2 separate regions of the Homo sapiens genome follow, and region 1 is linked to region 2. The links are chromatin contacts, found by Hi-C or POLR2A ChIA-PET in ENCODE. All regions are on one chromosome and are shown on one strand. Each heading gives the region's core, a stretch centred on a gene start or an enhancer-like site at or near the end of the contact. The rest is flanking DNA. Distances are from core to core; before and after follow the strand shown.

Region 1 (6,347 bases), core at 208-2,707, 830 kb before region 2:
CACTCACGCCTGCATTGTTGTGGGGCTCCCAAGTGAGTGTTCTCTAAGCACTCTAGTGGCCTCATTCCCAAACACTCCTCCCATCACTTTATCCCCAGCTCTAAAAATTGTTCTTGCTTCCTCTTAGCCTAGAGCAGTGCTTGAAGGAGGATAGAAATTTCCTGGGGGTCTTGTTAAAATGCAGGTTGTGATTCAGCAGGCCTGGGGTGAGCCCGGGCTTCTGCGTGTCTAACAAGCTTTCAAGTCCAAGGATGCTGTTGGTCCCAGGACCACACTTTGAATGGCAAAGGCCAGTACGTATGTCCCAGATTCCTAAGTCTGGTGTTCAAAACTCTGGGCCCCTCCCCCTAGACTACCTTTCTTACCTCCTTGATCTCTTCCCCACCCCTGCGATGCTCCGGGCAGAGTCACCTGCCAGCCCACAGGCACACCCACACCCCAGCTTGCCCACCGCGGGGGTTCTGTGCCCACCATTTCCCTCAGCAGGAAAGCTAGCACCCAGCTCTGCCGTTCAAATCTTACCTCCTTCAAGTCCTAGCCTTCCCATAAAGACCATTGTCTTCCTTACAGGAAGAGCTGCATTCCAGAGCCATGGCATACAAAGGGAACAATCTCTGCTTTCTCAGGAAGTGTCAAACCCAGACACTGTTTGGGAGAGACAGATCTGGGCCGCCTCCCTAGAGTGGTGGAGCAACCCCTGAAAGCTGCCTTGGCTGGGACCATGGCTCTCCGATGGGAAGGCCTGCTGCATGATGGCCCTTTCGGAAGGGCATTCACTAGAGTCTGGTATGCTTAACAATTTGGAAACCAGGGTCCGTCATGCAGTGAATACATGTGTCTGAGAAAATCTGGCTGATACAGATAGAATTTCATTTTCATGCTTCACCTTGGTAAGGCCAAATACCAGCTAATGAAAAGTGGATTATGAATTCTTTTTCTTTTTGAGATACAGTGTCACTATGTCGCCCAGGCTGGAGGTGCAGTGGTTCGATCTCATCTCACTGCAACCTCCACCTCCCGGGTTCAAGCGATTCTCATGCCTCAGCCTCCTGACCTAGCTGGGATTATTGGTGTGCATCACCACGCCAGGCTAATTTTTGTATTTTCAGTAGAGACGGGGTTTCGCCATGTTAGCCAGACTGGTCTTGAACACCTGGCCTCAAGTGATCTGCCCACCTCGGTCTCCCAAAGTGTGGGGATTACAGGTGTGAGCCATCGCACCTGGCCTGTACTTTCTATAAAAATATTTTATACCATCTGATATTTAACTGGAAAATGACTGCAGAACTCTTAGCCATCCTTTGTTTTAAATATTCAAAAGCACTTACCTGACACAGGCCCCTAAGAAAGGCTATCTGGGGCACTCTTTTAGTTTTTCTGTTTTATTCCTGATGGTGAAATTCCAGCCAAGATTTTCTGGTTGTGGAACCTCTTCTGATTCTGCCGTTTCACTGACTGGAAATGATTGCTAATTGGAATGAAAATTTTCATCTTATCTGCCCCTCTGTTATTTTGCAGAGGAGGGTGTGGTGTTATCAGTTTGCAGTGGGGTTTAGGGGTGGTGTCAGCCTTGCAGAAGGTTTGGTGGGTTTTCATTTCCCTGGCTTTGCTATCTGCTGTTTTGAGGGAAATGGGTAACCGGATCTTAGAATCCCTGGATGTGAAGAGATAACATTGACTATAGGCAATTCTATTTACTGATAAAAATAATATAGTTTTCAAACAGTCCCACAATGAGTCACTTCTAAATAGTCAGAAATACATTTCCTGCTATTATTCTTTGAGACTGAATTGATAATTTTATAAAATTACTCCCCTCACTAAGGTAGTCCTATTGAATGCATGCCGAATTTGCAACATGGTCTTAAATCTGCAGTACCCTGGTCTTTTGGGACCCACCAGATATGAATCAAAGTCCCGAGCATATTCTCTCATAAGAAATGTACTCTACTTGCTTCTTGCTGTTCACGTTACCAAGAAAAAGAAATGTATTCTACATCTAGCTCCCCTTCCTGAAAATAACAAAGAATAGCATCAGAGCAAGAGTCAGACAAAATCTACTGGCAAGAGTCCAGAATGTCAGGGCACTAGCTCTTCAGCCATCCCCCTCTTTGGCAAAAGGCAAACATCACAAATCACTGATAAGCCAAAGCCTCATCTAAGCACCGAGTGTGGCTGTGGGCTCTTGAAGCAAAAGTCAAGAGACCTGGATGCTATGTCCTGCTGCTTTGCCCCTCAACAGCTTGGTTACTTTGGGCAAGTCTTTTAATCAATGTGAGCCTCAGCTTCCTTATCTGGAAAATGGGGTTAACGACTGCCCCACTTACCTTGCAGGATGGCTGTGACAGTCAAGCCAGATTGTTCCTGGGCAAGCACCTTCTAAATTTACACAAAGAGGTGAGTGCCATGTGATTGGCAGGGAGTATCCGCTGCCGGTTCTGGGGCTCAACAAAGCAGTTCTGTCTTCTGCTGTGCTCCCAGCCTTCCCTCCCAACCTGGGTTACCTTTTAAAGATAGAAGAATTGGCTGGGAGCAGTGGCTCACGCCTGTAATCCCAGCACTTTGGGAGGCTGAGGCAGGCAGATCACGAGGTCCACAGATCGAGACCATCCTGGCCAACCTGGTGAAACCCCGTCTCTACTAAAAATACAAAAATTAGCTGGGCGTGGTGGCACACACCTGTAGTCCCAGCTATTCGGGAGGCTGAGGCAGGAGAATCTCTTGAACCCAGGAGACAGAGGTTGCAGTGAGCCAAGATCGCTCCACTGCACTCCAGGCTGGTGACAGAACAAGATTCTGTCTCCAAAAAAAGACAGAAGAATTATGGGGGATAGGGGTCGAAGTGGAAGAAGGAAAGCAACAGATATTTTAGAGGGATCAGAGCCCTGTCCATTTCACATGTGATTCTTTGAATCTGTCTCCTGCATGTCCTCACTGAGTCCCCAAACAAATTCCCCAATCCCATCTTGTCACCCAGCTCAGTAACAGAATTAGTTAATCCCAGTTAACCTAGATAACTTATCTTTTCCCCATTCCTAAAGAACAGAGGCCATCATTGTGTCTCCACAGGCTCTCTCAAGGGAGATTACCCTTCATCTTCTCCAAAAGGTGGAGAAGGAGACAGTCCTGATAGAAAAGGGAACCTTCAAAGGATTCTAGTGTCTCCCCGGGACTGGAAGGGAAGGGAGCTGTGATCCCAGGTGTGGAGGCTCTCCTTCTCTGGCAACCCTCGGGAGGTGACAGGGCCTCAGGGAGAAATCGTAGCAATGGCAAAGCTCTGCCAAGGAATGGTGGAGCCACCAGCCTCCCAGGAGCATGAGGACTTAGCAGATGAGCACATCAGTAGTCACCCCTGTGGACCGAAGACCAGAGGACTCTATCCAAACGATCTGGGCGAGTGGCCACAGGAACTGAGAGGAAGGGGCATTTCAGGAAAGTCTGCAACTGAATTTCCTACCATCCTGGCAGGATGGCTACAGTGGCATATCAAATTTAGCTTAAAGTAATAAAAGAAACATGAAATTTCTTATGCCCTATAGTTAATGTAGAATTCACATGCCTGCTATCTTTCTGATACATTCTGGCAGATAACCCTGCTTTCTTTGGATACTCCAGAATTTGGGAGAAACAGTTCGAAAGATCAGCACAAGCTCTTTCTGAAATTACCTTCTGCTCCCTCCCGCAATGAGAACTTATGCAGGGAAATAGCAGCCCAGCAGATATTTCCTCCATAGCCTGAAAACTGAGCCACAGATGCCCTACCCTCAGCTCACCCACAAGCACTTCTCGGCAAACCTGGAGGAGAAAATAATGTCTTATCTTTCTTATGTTCAAAAAGGAACATACAATAAACACATCAAGAAATAAATACAAAACTTTATGACTAGAAAACATTGTCCACAGTTACCAGGCAAGAACTAAGGTTGAACTGCTCTCCCAACCAATGCTCACAATTTTGGAAATAGAAACGTTATTATGCTTATTTTACCCTCAGAAAATTGAGGCTCAGAGGTGTTAACTAACTTGCTAAAGATATCGAGCTATTAAGTGGCAGAGCTAGGATTAGAATCCAAATCAGCATTCTATTCTACTGCATGTCATAATCCCAGTTATCAGGTATTCTCTAGCAGCATGCTTCTGTTTTTTAGTTAGTAACATGGTGTGTGTGTGTGTGTGTGTGTGTGTGTGTGTGTGTGTGTGTGTGAGAGAGACTGAATGTAGAATAGAAAACACAGATTTTAAAATGTAACCATTGCCATATTTGTTGAACTCTGGAAGGAGAAACTGTGAGTTCCAGTAGGCGTCTGTTGAGTTTCAGCTGAAATGTGCCCACCGGCTGATTTAATGTGATAATCAGGGGTGGGGGCCCTGGTGACAGGCTATGATGTATTGGCTGTTGTTCAGCACTTTGATGTCCCTTGGAATTTGTCAAAACTTCACTTCAGCACTCCAAAAATGCCATGACGTCATCCGTCCCACTCTCTGCAGGAGCAAATGGCAGGGGAGTGGCTGTCCCTGGAGTTCAGGTCAACAGCAGGTCGGAGAGTGGCAGACCTTCCCTGAGGACAGGTGGCGGCAGCCGCTCCCCAGGCTTACCACTTCACAGCCAGGGGATTCTTGTCTCTGGGGGATAAAAATCTTTGCTGTCTCTGAGTGAAGGGGGACTGCAGATCCCTCCTGTCCCAGCTCAGTCATGGGCTTGTGGAAAAAGGAATCCTCTTCCACACCCTTAGTCATGGGGATTGAGCTGCAGGCGAGGAAGGTGGGCAGGGCTGGCGGAATGAGGGGGACGTGCCGGCTGAGCGCGCAGCCTCCAGGACACTCCCTGCCAGCAGCCTGGGTCAGGAGCCAGCCTCCGCCATCCCCTGAGGCAGCTGTGGTCACACTGGGGCAGCAGCAGGCAGAAGGGCATGCTGATGCACAGTGTCAGGAGCCAGATGAGTCACCCCCAGGGCTTGGGCAGCTGGAGAGCGGGGCCTGGTTGCTGAGGCTGGTCTGGACAACATAAAGATCTGGGAACACTGCTGGCTCCCAGCACCGGGGATCTATAGCGGCTTCTGACAGCCGCTGGTCTCTGAAGAGTCACCCTGTCACAGAGGCGAGGAATGGCAATGTTTGGGGCAACGGGGTTAAGTGGGAGAGTGGTTTGCCTAGAAAACCCCATCATGCTTTTAGGTTGCCTCACGTTGGCCTCTTGATAGGACTGGACCTGTCAAGTAGGATCTCAGTGGGTCCCTGGTACTGTGCCATTGGAATCATTGTCCCGATCTTCCCAGCACAACATGACACCACCTCTATTGAGAAGCCAACCCCCTATCCAAGCAAAGCCATATGCCTTAGCTCATTCAGGCTGCTGTAACAACATACCATAAGCTGGGTGGCTTATAAACAACAGAAACTTATTTCTCATAGTTCTGGAAGCTGGGAAGTTCAAGGCCAAAGCACTGGCCAGTTCCATGTCTGATAAGGGCCTCTTTTCTGATTCATAGAAGGCACCTGTCTGCTTTGTCCTCCCACCGTAGAAGGGGTAAGATCGTTCCCTTTATAAAGCCCAATCATGAAGGCTTCTTCCTCATGACCTAATCACCTCCCAAAGACTGCACCTCCTAATACTATCAGTTTTGGGGTTAGGGTTTCAACATATGCATTTTGTAGGGACATACACATTCAGTCTATTGCATGGCATAACTCTTCATTTTATTTTTCTCTCTCCAAACCTTAGTTTCCAGATCCATAACATGAGATTTGTAATGTCCTAGCTTAGAGAGTTGTTTTAAGAACTAAGTGATCATGTACATTAAAATGTTTAAGCACAGTGCCTGGTGTATAGTAAGTGCTCAGTAAATATTCATTGGTTTCCCTCTTCCTTGCCCTCTCTTTTCCCTCCAAATCCCCAAATAAAAATAAACACCATTTTGCAGTAACTAAAACTTAGAAAAGATGATGTGACATCGTCAACTACCACAAAGCTGGAGACTAAACAAGCTTCTAGAGACATCAAGCTGCTTCCCTGTCTACTGCTGAAGGAAACCACATTCCAGTCCTGTAAGCAGGGAGCCAAAAATCATGCCAGCCCCCTGTGCAGGGGTACAGCTAGTGAGGGTGGCAGTCACTACAACTAGCTGAGACAAAGAGACTTAAACTAGGAAGCTTGGGCAGTCCAGACATGGGTCTGCAGGGGAGAAGTCCTCAGCCAGAGAAGCCATCAATTTCCCTTCTATTTCAGCTGGAAGGAGGAGCCTCATTGGCCCAGAAAGGGCCACTTCTCATTGCAAACCAACACTTTCTGACAGGGAAGTGGGCTTAAGGGTCACTTGGGATTAACTACTGGGAAATAATTTCAGAAA
Region 2 (6,310 bases), core at 281-2,780:
ATACCCAATCTGGCACAAAGTAGGTGCTCAAGTGTGTGTTAAATGACTTTAATCTTTTGTATAGCTTGTTTGATATCATACCACTTAACTACTTAATTAGACTAAGTACAGTGGTAGCATGCTGGAAACTCAATGAAGATTTGTTGAATGTAGTTTCCAGATTCTACAGTAAAACAATCCTTTATCAGTAGTTCCTGATAACACGCATCTTGGTGTGCATTCAGTTGATCTAGCCTAGTTTACAGGAAGAGGCTCCCTTCAGTAATGTACTGTATGGCCTTTCAGATTATAATTAGTCATCTATATTCTCTAGATTGGGCTTGTGCCAAGACTGTAAGTTAGGAAGGTAGGTGGAGTCTGTGTGGGCATTTCTGACAATTTTTTGATCCACGAATAGCTCCTAGCAAATTTACAGCCTGCCTGCCAGCAAGCTGTGCCAAGTTAACTAAAACAGTACGGGCCACAGCCATTAGCTGCTGCTACAAACGCTTCGCTTTGCGAAGCAACGCTGAAGGCGCTCTTTTGGAACTCGGGGGGTTGGGGGCGTGCAGCCGCCGCATTGCAGCACACAACGGAAGGCTTCAGACGCTGGAGCTGCCGTCCGCACCCAGATGTCTCTCTCTCCCTTTTCCCCTAACCTCCCCCAACTGCGGGCCCTTTTGGGTGCTGCTCTGACTTCTTCCTTGGCCTTGGGAAAAGCCGAAGCGGCTCTGGAGAGAGGAGGGCATGGTTTGGAGAAGAGGTGCTGCGGCAACAAAGCGACCCGCCCAACGCCTCCTCAACTTTCTCCTGCCCCCGGTCTGGTATTGTTTAGTCCTACTCATTCCCACTTTCCGAGCCAGCCTGCAAAAATCTGTATTTCAGGGGAAATTCCAAGGGATAAAACACCTCCTTCAGCATAACAATTGGTGTTTTGCTCTCTAGATTTCCTAGCAATGAACTTGTCGGGCCTCTCCATCCGCCCGTCTAGGCCCAAGGCCTCGGCCGCCGCGGCTACTCGGAGTGCCCCTCTGCCGCGCACGCGCCCCTCAAGGGCTCTCCCATGACCTTTCCCGGGAACCCCCTTCAATTACGCTTCCCGTCACCTCGCGCCGCCCCCGCCCTTCCTGCTCTTTCCGTTTCCTCTTTCGCGCCTGCGCGGCCCCAATTGTTTTGGCTTTCCGGTGGCATCCGGCAGAGGAAAAGGGCGGGGGCAGCTAGAGTAAGGGAGGGGCGGGGGACGGTCGCGAGGACCCGGGAAACTGCAAAACTGCCGCTGGTGCCGACAGGCGCGCGCGCGCGCGAGGCGGGAGGGCGGCGTGGCGAGGGCGGGCGCGGCAGGCTGGCCAGCGGTCCATTGCGCGCGCGTTCCCGGGCCGCGGGCGGGGGCGAGAGCGCGCGGCGGGGGCGGGGGCGGGGGCGGCGGGGGCGGCGGGCCCGGCGTCTCGCGGCCCCGGACTGACAAGGCGGCGCGGGCGGGCGGGCGGCGCGGCTCCCGGGGGAGGAGTCTGGCGGTGGTCGGGCCCTGAGGAGCGTGCGGCGGCGCCCGCAGAGGACGCTGCTTTCCGCGCTGGACGGACCAAGCGAGGGAGGGTGCGAGGGGAAACCGGAAGGAAGAGGCGGCGGCGCCAGCCTTCCTCGGCCGGAGGCGGAGGCGAGACCCCAGGCGAGGCCGCGGCGGGAGGGCCACGCCCCCGCCGCCGCGCCGGAGGGGCCCAGTGTGGACGGGGCCACCGGCTGGAGCGGATCCCACACCTCCGGACCGAGGGACGCGGGTGAGCAGGCGACAGTAGCGCCGGGCAGGCTGGGAGCCCGCGGCGACCTGTGGAGGGGCCGGGGAGGAGGGCTGTGGCGGGAGGGGGCTCGGCCCTTTGTGGCTCGGCGGGTGGGAGGCGGCGGCCGCGGCATCTTTCAAACCCGAGACGCTTCCGCCGCGGGCGGGGGAGGGGCGCGGGCGGCCGGCGCCGCCCTCCGCACCCCGCGGCGGCCCCAGGGCGGCGGAGCTCCGGGCAGGTCCGCGGGGAAGGGGCGGCCCGGTACGCCGCTAGCTGGGCGTTTCCGGCCCCGGCACCGGGCGCCTCGGCGCCCGCGGGGCTCCCGGGCGGCGCCTTGGCCTCGGCTCGCGCCCGCCCTTACCGAAGTAAAGCTGTTTCCCTTAAAGACTCGCGACGTGTTCGCGACATGGTGGGCCGAAGGAGGACACCCCCTTCCTTCTGTATTCCCCCCGCGTACATCTGAACTAACCAAGAGAGGTCTAGACGAACAGAGCTCCTGTTATGGTCTATATCGACTTAAAAAAGAAAGCAGAAACTGCCCTTTGAAACGGAAAATTGTGTACGTGTTTACTTTGTGAAATCTTTAACTTCCTTGAATTCGACCACCTCCTTCTCCCTACGGATTGAACAACCGGGGAATAGAAAAATCGCTTAGTTTGGTGTGGGGCGGTTATTTTGAGTTAACATCTTTTTTTCCCTTGGGCTTAGCTATCTAAGAACTCTACCTGCCTCAAAAGGTAGAGGAGCGTCCATCCCACGGGCTACCACGGTGACCCCTTCCAGTGAAAATAGGAAAAGAATTCAAAATACAAAATGAACTTTAAAAGGGTGTGTGTGTGAACTATCTTCTGTGTCAATTAGCCTTATGAAGACGTAGGCAACAGGACTGGTCACGTGTTGTTTATACTTGAATCTGTACGTCGGGCTCACAGCATTTAGGCATTGAGAAACGAAACCCTATCAACGCTGTGCACTGACCAAAATGATATTTTCTTTTATCGAGGCAACTAATTAACAGGGATCTTCCCCCTCTTCCCTCTGAGTTGTACATTTTTGCCGAATTTGAGTAGTATGGGTCTTAGATCTCTTGTAATTGTGAATGACTTAGTTTGGTTAACCTTTGATAAGGACTTTTTTCCCCGACTTTTTTTTCTGATCTAAAGTAAATTGAAAAGCCAGTCGGTTGTTTTCTAATCTCGATGATGTGGAATTTTGCTATTCTTTCCATCTGGCTGATAACTAATGTTAAGCTTACTTCTTCACTTTGATCTTCTGTTGGCTTAGTGCTTATTGAAGCCCTTTTAGGTTGGGGCCTGGAATCCTCAAGAGGTTGTTTTCTGTCAGTAACTCGGGAGTGCTGTGGCCTTTCTGTTGAGCATGCTCTGTAGTCCACACGTTTCCACATAGTGGTGTTTTCTTTGCACAGTTTTGTAGGAAGACTTTATGAGTGCTGTAACTCTACTCCCCTTTTTGCTCTCATAAGAAGCATTATAAAATGTTAACTTATGTTATTCACAGGGCATGTAAGGAGATGGGAAGGAATAGAGGTATCAGTACATATGTCCATGCTCCTCCATAGATTTTCTTCTGGTTGGTAGAAATGTTGAGCTTTTCATTCCTAAACATTGAACATTGAATGTGCAAGGTGAATTCCTAGAAACTTGAATGCAGTCTTAAAAGCCAAATGATAACATTGGTTTTTCCAAAAATGTTACACATTTAGAAAAGAGTCCCCCTTCCCCTCTTCTCTTTGCCCACATTCCTAAGACAAGTAAGGCCAGGAAAAAGGATTGATCCTGGTGTCATAAAATATGAGTGAAAATTTCAAAGTCCTTTGTTAGCTTAATCTTTTCAGTTTTGTAGAGTTTGAATAGACCAACTGATACTTAAATAACTCAGTATTAGAAATGACAGGTTGATCTCAAGTAATTTTTTTTTGAGACAGAGTCTCTTGTCACTCAGGCTGGTGTGCAGTGTCACGATCTCGGCTCACTGCAACCTCCGCCTTCAGGGTTCAAGTGATTCTCCTGCTTCAGCCTCCTGAGTAGCTGGGATTACAGGCGCGCCCCACCAGGCCTGGCTAATTTTTGTATTTTTAGTAGAGATGAGGGTTCACCATGTTGGTCAGGCTGGTCTCGAGCTCCTGACCTCGTGATCCCCTCACCTCGGCCTTCCAAAGTGCTGGGATTACAGGCGTGAGCTACCGCAGACGGCCGATCTCAAGTAATTTTTTTTTTTTTTTTAAGAGACGGAGTCTCGCTGTGTCGCCCAGGCTGGAGTGCGGTGGCGCGATCTTGGCTCACTGCAAGCTCCGCCTCCCGGGTTCACGCCATTCTCCTGCCTCAGCTTCCTGAGTAGCCCACGCTGGGCTAATTTTTGTATTTTTAGTAGAGATGGGGTTTCACCGTGTTAGCCAGGATGGTCTCGATCTCCTGACCTGGTGATCTGCCCGCCTCGGCCTCCCAAAGTGCTGGGATTTACTGGTGTGAGCCATTGCGCCTGGCCACTTTTCCCCAGCTTTCTTAAGTCACTGCGCAGAGGTGAGAGGAAAAAGGAAAAGTGATACCCAAAATAAAAGGACATAGTATACTCATATGATTATTGTATCGCAGGTGGCATTGCCTTTATGTTCTTGTTTAATTTTTTAAAACTGAGATAACTTGTTAATCATAATATAGTACAGCTTGTACTTGTGACCTGAATTTACTTAGGGTGCTGAGCGTAATTAACCTGATGGAGCCATGTCATCTATCAGTATGGTTGGAAAGAGAGAACAGACCTAAGCTCTGAATGTGACTAGAGCAGAGGAAGCTATGCTGAAATTTTTTTTTTTTTTTTTTTGGGACGGAGTCTCGCTGTGTCGCCCAGGCTGGAGTGCAGTGATGCGATCTCGGCTCACTGCAAGTATGCTGAAATTTTTAAAACTTGATAGATTCTTCAAAAGGCCAGGTGTTTGTTTTTTTGGTTTTTTTGTTTTTTTTTGGTTTGTTTTTTAATTGATGCCTGTCACAACTCCAGAAAATTCTGTTTGTGTAGCAGTTGACAATCTAAAAAACAAATGGTCTTTTCCAGACATTCTCAACTGTCGTGGTTGTTTTGATAACTTGAAAGCAAACTGTTTCTAGCACCCATCTCTTGTCCTTCCTAAGGAGAAAACTATCTCATTGAAATAAAGAAAGGCTTGTTTTATGACTGGTGCCTTTCTGGACTCTCATTTAGTTTTTTACACTGACATCAGCCTCCTCAAGATTGGTCGTCTTTTAAGCACTAGTTTGTTTCATTATTTGTACCATCAAAATATGTGAGAAAAGGAAAAAAAAAGGAAAAATTATCTTAATATTTTAGAACACTGAATTCAGATTTCAAGTGTCAAATGTTTGCAAAAAAGTCCCAATATTCTCTGAAAACATTGGATTTCTCTTATGTAAAATACCATTTAGACAGAATGAAAAAAGAGAACTGTATTTGGAGTGCTGAGACCTTGAAATTGGAATCTTCGGACCTGGTGAAGGTGTGGAATCCAGGAGTTGGGAAAGTGCTGCAAAAGCTTCACCAGTGGGTGGGTTAATAAAAATAATTTCGAATATCTGTGTAGTGCTGTGTGTCAGGTACTGAACCAAGTATGAAATGTAATCCTAGAACAATTCATTGAGAAGAGAGTTGTACTTTTAACTACATTTTATAGATGAGCAAACTGAGGCATAGAGAATAAATAACTTAAAAAGGGCCACACAGCTATTAAGTTGCAGAACTGGGGCTTTAACCCAAGTAGTTTGGGTTTGTACTCAATTATTTTTCAACGGTTGACCTCCATGGAGAACGCCTTGGATCTTTTCCAACAAAAATTTTTAATCTTCTCTATTGACATTTGTAGCATTGGGAGATGCAGCACTCCCTAAGTTAGTAATGTACAATTTGAATGTGCTTCCTACAGGTGAATGATTTATAGCCGCACTGCCCCTCCTGGAGGGAGACCTATCATTCCTTCATTCCTACTATATAATTTATTTTATTTTTAGTTGGCAAATAATTGTATGTATTTGTGGGCTACAATGTGATGTTTCAATCTATGTACACATTGAGGAATGATTAAATCAGGCTATTTACATCTGTCACCTCATGTACTTATTTTTTTTGTGGTGAGAACATTTAGAATCTTTAGCAGTTTTGAAATACACAGTATATTATTGTTAACTGCGATCATCAACATGCTGTGTAACAGATCAGTAACACTTATTCCTCCTGTCCAATGGAAACTTTGTACCTACTACTGTGCTTATTGTAGCAGGCCTTGCTAGCAGCCTCCTTCCCATCTTTTTATCCTTTCTTCCTTTTTCATCCACAGCTCAGTTAATTGCTGATTGGTTTCTTTATCACATTCAATAGTTCTTTAATCCTTTATTCGTTCCTCAGTCTCTATATTCTGCCTGGTTAACATTGGAAAAGCTTGCTTTGCTTCTATTTGTGTTTCCAGGCTACTCAGTGGGAGGATGCTACAAAGTACACACCTCTAGGAATGAAAACTTGATTTCAAAGTGAAATTAGACATCTATCCC

The links. A loop is a pair of places that touch in the nucleus more often than their neighbours do. ChIA-PET counts read pairs that join two places held with the same protein, here RNA polymerase II (POLR2A).
Region 1: a map of endothelial cell of umbilical vein shows a loop between it and region 2 (7-fold over the local background). The contact joins the promoter of FLJ20712 here to the promoter of KBTBD2 in region 2. A Hi-C loop is called at or near these places in 1 of 168 maps with a recorded cell type or tissue (endothelial cell of umbilical vein). POLR2A ChIA-PET finds 5 or more read pairs at or near these places in 1 of 52 experiments (Caco-2).

What each region holds. Positions count from the first base shown.
Region 1 is chr7:33,721,091-33,727,437 of GRCh38, reverse strand. FLJ20712 (a long non-coding RNA gene) reads right to left here and starts at 1,457. Exons shown (of 2, transcript NR_165282.1): 1 at 1,329-1,457.
Region 2 is chr7:32,886,980-32,893,289 of GRCh38, reverse strand. KBTBD2 (kelch repeat and BTB domain containing 2) reads left to right here and starts at 1,530. Exons shown (of 4, transcript NM_015483.3): 1 at 1,530-1,754. RefSeq lists enhancers at 981-1,040, 746-1,449, 4,005-4,530 and a silencer at 1,221-2,170.